2 separate regions of the Mus musculus genome follow, and region 2 is linked to region 1. Evidence: chromatin contacts called from ENCODE Hi-C data. All regions are on one chromosome and are shown on one strand. Each heading gives the region's core, a stretch centred on a gene start or an enhancer-like site at or near the end of the contact. The rest is flanking DNA. Distances are from core to core; before and after follow the strand shown. Region 1 holds the start of Tedc2 (tubulin epsilon and delta complex 2). Region 2 overlaps Abca17 (ATP-binding cassette, sub-family A (ABC1), member 17).

Region 1 (2,784 bases), core at 205-2,704:
GAGTGCTGGGATTAAAGGCGTGGGCCACCAAGCCCGGCATTAGGACTGTCATTCTTACTCATGGCTCAGAACCCATTGGGGCGAACCTTCTCACCTCCTCTCCTTTAACAGCTTAATTCTGACAAGCTTTTTGAAAACGGCTTCTGGAGGAGGGTGGGTGCTCGCCCAGTCCAGAGAGCTCATGGGCTGGTTAGGCTCCAGAACGACAAACCTGATACCATCCCAACCCTGTTCTGCCCTGTTTGCTTCAGTGCATGACCCTTACGGGTCGGCACCAGGGGCTTCCTCAACCAGCTCAATGCCCTGTCAGGATACGAGCGTCTGGGAAGCTTACCCCTTCTCCTTTAATGCGAAGAGTTCTGTGGTGTGATGAGCAGATGACGGGGTCATTTGTTGGTCCCTGAGGTCTGGTCCATACCCAGTAGTTTGGTCTTGTGTTCTTACATGGGTCTTATCACCCTTTGATCGTAGTCTGTGCTCAGGGTAATCCTTGGGAGGGGCTGTGGCCCGCTGTATACCCTTGGTGGATCTTGTACCCAATACACGGCTGCCACCCCGGCTGGGAGCCCGAGGATGGGAGGCGGCAGCGGCACCAGAAGTGGCTGCCTTAGATGTCAGAGTGGGGGTTCTGTCTCTTTGTCCAGCATTGGACACGCCTTTCCTCACACGTACAGCCTTCTCCAGAGCCTGGGTCAAAAGTTCCAGCTCCTCGAGATCTTGAGAACTCGGTGCACATGCTATGAACGTCAAGAACCATGCAAGAATTCCTCCTCACTGTCCCAGGATGGATTCCCCCATGACAGCAAGCCAGAGAAAGGCCAGGGACAGCACCCATAAAAAGCAGCTAACGTTTACCTGGACTTGGGTCCTCTTCTTTGGTTTCTGGAACTGGAGATGGGGTCCTGGCTGGTTCCCTGCAAAGACAGGGCAGCCATGGTATGGTCCAAACATTCTATCCCTAAGCAGATTCCCAGCCTCAGACCCTGGATAAGGGGTAAGGATAGCAATGGCAACCGGAGTCTAAAAGCATGCATTTGTATTTGGCCTTCTAGGCCCTGGGACTCTGCATAATCCTGATGGTCCGAGGAGGGACTGGCCAGGAGGTCCTGGGTCCGCGTACCAGACCTGCAGCAGCCTCCTGGAAACGCGCAGGCTCCGCTCCAACTGCCGCTGCCGATCGGCGCAGGAGTCCAAGGCGCCCTGCAGCTCCGCTACCAGCCTGAGGACAGGTACTATGTGAGCCTCCGAACCTCGCTCCCGTCCGCCCAATTCCCTTCCGTTGCACGAGACCCACCGGTGAGCGCAGTCTGCGGGTAGTAGGTAGTTTCCTTTAACACCAAGCATTTTTGCCGCCGCCAAGGAGTCCCGCGCCTTCCGGGCAGAAGGCCGCCCACTTCCGGGTAGGCTACCCAATCTTGAGCACAGCTTGCAAGTCCAGCTCCAAAACGCGAATCCATCTCAAGCTCCACCCATCATCCCAGACTCCGCCCTAACCCCTCCCACGGGAGGACGCAAAGGCTCTGTTGGAACCTGGACAGTGCCACTGTAGATAAGATAGCTTCTGATTTGGCTAATCAGATAATGCTCTTCTGACAGGGCATCCGTGACCCTCTAAAGTTTGGTTTTTTGTCTTAACCAGGTTTTGCCGAACCTACTTTGAAAGCAGAGATAAGCGGTCTTGCTGACTCCAGGATGACTTAGCAATCAAGCATATGGCCAGAAGACAATGCTAGAACTGGGTCAAGGAACATCTTAGGAATGTCAGGCGCCAGACGTGAACAATGAAGCCCAGGGAATCTGGAGCATGTGGCACTTAGAATAGGTCTGCTAAGCTGCTCTACGTCATGGAAGGTTGTGCAAGAGACAGAGGAGTGTCAGATAGTAGATAGATAGGCGGAGGGGAGGCTGAAGCCCAGAGAATGGCCAGGAGGCCGTAGATAGGACACATGCAAACACAGCAGCTAAGGGTCAGAGCAATGGTCTTTGCCCTCAAAGATCTACCAAGCTAGGCCAGCTTGTCAATACATGGTTAATATTGACTTGTTTGGCATAGATTATCAGTACATTATGTTCTCCATCAAGTCAGTTTGTGCAATCTCATGTAGTCTCAGCTGGCCTTCAATTCACTATGTATCTGATGACCTTGAACTCATGACCTTCCTGTCTCCATTTCAATTATTTTTTACTTTTATCTTTTTTGGTTTTTCGAGACAGGGTTTCTCTGTGTAGCCCTGGATGTCCTGGAACTCACTTTGTAGACCAGGTTAGCCTCCAACTCTGAGATCCACCTGCCTCTGCCTCCCAAGTGCTGGGATTAAAGGTGTGTGCCACCACTGCCCGGCCCAATTATTTCCTAATTAAAAAACTTGTATGTCAACGTACAACTTGCATGCCTAGTGCCCAAGGAGGCCTGAAGAGGGAACTGGATCTTCTGAAATTGGAGTTATAGATGGTTGAGTGGGTTTGTGGATCTGAATTCAGGTCCTCTGGTCAAGCAGCAAATGCTACAAACCAATGAGCTGCCTCTGCAGCCTCCTTCTCCCACCTCTTAGAAGCCTGCCACTAGACACAGCTTTTCCATTTGTTTCTACGGTGAAAAATGTGCTTGGCTGCTGAAAGAAATGAGGACAGGGAACAGTGCTCAGCAGTACTGGTGATATAAATTATTAGTTCTAGAGCCCAAGAAGTAAGGTAACCCTGGTTGTTTCTGTACAAAAAGAGCAAGAAAGTTAGCCCAGTGTCAAGTGGGAAAGGGGCTGAGATCTAGGCAGTTCCACTGTCATA
Region 2 (2,784 bases), core at 150-2,649, 63 kb after region 1:
AAGGGGCAGCAAGGTTGTAAGAGCTAGAGGTGGCTGGTGGATAATTTCAAAGAAACTGCATTTTCAAGACACAGCAGGGAAGAGGCTGTGATAACCTGCACAAGGTCTCCAGGAGCTCAAGCCAGACAAAAATCCAAGCACAGAGGGGAAGTGGGCACCAAGTCCCACCCCTCACCAGGAAGCCATTTGCCCTGGATAACTGTCGGCAGGAGGAAAAGGAGTTTTCTTCAGTGGAGTAACACTGTATATCAACTACACTCCAGGGCAGGTTCCATGCCAACACAAACTGGAGCCTATTCTTGCTTGTTTTTTGTTTGTTGGTTGGTTGCTTGGTTGCTTGGTTTCTTAGTTGGTTTAAGAGAAAAAGAACCTGCGCACGCCTTTAATCCCAGCACTCGGGAGGCAGAGGCAGGCGGATTTCTGAGTTCAAGGCCAGCCTGGTCTACAAAGTGAGTTCCAGGACAGCCAGAGCTACACAGAGAAACCCTGTCTCGAAAAACCAGAAAAAAAAAAAAAAAAAAAAAAGCAAAAGAGAAAAAGAACCTGAAGTTCAGTGGGTAGAAAATGGGAGTTGGGGGAGGGGAAAGAGTAAGATTAAAATAGTTTATGAAATTCTCGAGAATAAATAAAAATATTATTTAAAACAACAACAACAAGGGGATTGTTCAAATGGCTCAGGGGCTATAGCACAGGTTGTTCTTCCATAGGACCCTGGTTTGATTTCCAGCAGCCATGTGGATGCTCAAAACTGCCTGTAATTCCAGTTCCAGGGGGATCTGATGCCCTCTTCTGGATTCTGCAAGCACTGCAGGCACACAGACATACATGCAGGCAAAAACACCCATGAAATGGAAACTTGTAGTTCCTTTAGAAAGTTTTGTCAGGTGTGTTGCTCAAGCAAACACTTGAAGGAGTGTTTTCCTGAAGCGGACACCAGGAAAAAAGATGTTTTACTAAAATAGACACGTGAAGGAGCGTTTCACTAAAGCAGACCAGGGAAAAAAGATGTTTAACTAAAGCAGACTTGTAAAGAAACAGTTTGCTGAAACAGACACATGTAAAAAGATGTTTTGCTAAAGCAAGCACATAAAAGGATGTGTAATAAAAGATTCTTCACTAACGACATGAATCTATTGGCTTGCATTACATCTGTTGTTGAGCTCTATTCTCATGACTCCACAGAGAGAAATGAATCAAAAAACTTCTCAAGAGGTTCCTGTGGCTTCTTGCTGCTTCCGAGGACTCAGGCCAATTGGCAGAGTGATGTCAGCTGATACAGACTTCCATGGAATTTTGCTAAGACGGCAGGACTCATGGAGGACATGTGATGTTTGGAGGGTATAAATAGGACTCAGTGGTCGGTGACAGGGGCTTGGCTTGCACAGCAAGCTTTGCAGCACTTCTTGGTCTTGCATCGCCTTTACTGAGAGAGGTACAGCTGAGAACTTCTCCTGGTGTCCCTCGTGGTCCTGCTGACTCGTGCTGACTCGTGCTGATGCTGCTGAGGGCCATCTGTCTCTCCTAGGCTGTGCTTCTGCTGCTGATCTGTATTTGCTATCCCAACGCTGCTAAACTGGACTGCTGGTGTATCCATAAAGTATTTACGAGTAGATCCAGCCACTGCTGGGCCCTATAAACTGAACTGCTGGTTTCCTGACAACACAGGTGGGATTTGCTCCAAAAACCAATTTCTAAATAGGTCCACTTCCCCCATATCCTAGTACTCTTTCTTTTTCACTACCTCTGGTGGGTGGTGGGTGAGAAGGGAGGTTAAAGCATCTAAGAACCATCATTAAAAGTAGGTTTAAAAAAATTTAAACACCAATACACATAAAATAAAATAAATGAAAAACAAGAAGACAATAAAAGGCTTTTCTCATTCTGTATTATATAAATATATATAATTTTTTTGTCAATTTAAAATAAGAGAGCTTGAAAATGAAGCTCAGTGATAGAGCATGTTTACGTGGTTGAGGCATTAATATTAATAAGAGATATTCCTGTATTTATATGACATCTATCTAAATCACAAAATGCTTCCATGTTTGATTGTCCTTTCAACTGTCAGCCCCCTTGCAACTGAACTGGCCCCTCATGTAGAAACATTCCAGGAGACTTGCAGGTTAGTTCAGTGGCAAAGGACTCGTTTAGCATGCAGGAGACCCTAAGGGTTTCATCAAGCACCGTGACATCATATCGAACAAAATCTGATCTGTCTTAAATGCTGTAAAGATTTGTATTTAGAAATTATACAATAAAATTATGTTCATGGAGGAAACAGAAGAGAATGGTGTAGTTATCTTTTCCATTTCCTTAAACATGGCTTAGCTTTGTGCATAGTTCTTTCATATCATTTTTAGTTTATTTATTTTATGTATATGAGTACCCTGTAGCTATATAGATGGTTGTGAGACTTCATGTGGTTGTTGGGAATTGAATTTTTTTTTAGGACCTCTGCTCGATCTGGTTGGCCCGGCTCACTCCCATCAATTCCGCTTGTTCAGTCCCTGCTTGCTCTGAACCAAAGATTTATTTATTATTATACATAAGTACATTGTAGCTGTCTTCAGACACGCCAAAAGAGGGCATCAGATCTCTTTGTGGGTGATTGTGAGCCACCATGTGGTTGCTGGGATTTGAACTCAGGACCTTTGAAAGAGCAGTCAGTGCTCTTACCCACTGAGCCAGCTCACCAGCCCTTGTCGTTGTTCTCAAATGTGTTATAACTACTATGTACATAGCATTTACAGTGTATTAAGTGTTTTAAGAAATCTAGACATAATT

Evidence for each region. Hi-C counts contacts between places; a loop is a spot of excess contacts on that map.
Region 2: a map of T-helper 17 cell shows a loop between it and region 1 (2.0-fold over the local background). The contact joins the enhancer-like site here to the promoter of Tedc2 in region 1. A Hi-C loop is called at or near these places in 1 of 37 maps with a recorded cell type or tissue (T-helper 17 cell).

The regions. Positions count from the first base shown.
Region 1 is chr17:24,219,397-24,222,180 of GRCm38, forward strand. Tedc2 (tubulin epsilon and delta complex 2) reads right to left here and starts at 1,455. Exons shown (of 10, transcript NM_028056.2): 1 at 1,295-1,455; 2 at 1,121-1,219; 3 at 856-914; 4 at 335-737. The coding sequence starts at 1,344.
Region 2 is chr17:24,282,057-24,284,840 of GRCm38, forward strand. All of the region lies in intron 23 of Abca17 (ATP-binding cassette, sub-family A (ABC1), member 17), which reads right to left. Among named protein-coding and RNA genes, the nearest start is that of Ccnf, 32 kb to the left of the region's middle. Within about 2 kb of position 1,400, at least 1 of the 3 ENCODE cell types and tissues checked has a DNase peak (open chromatin) inside an H3K27ac peak, as active enhancers do.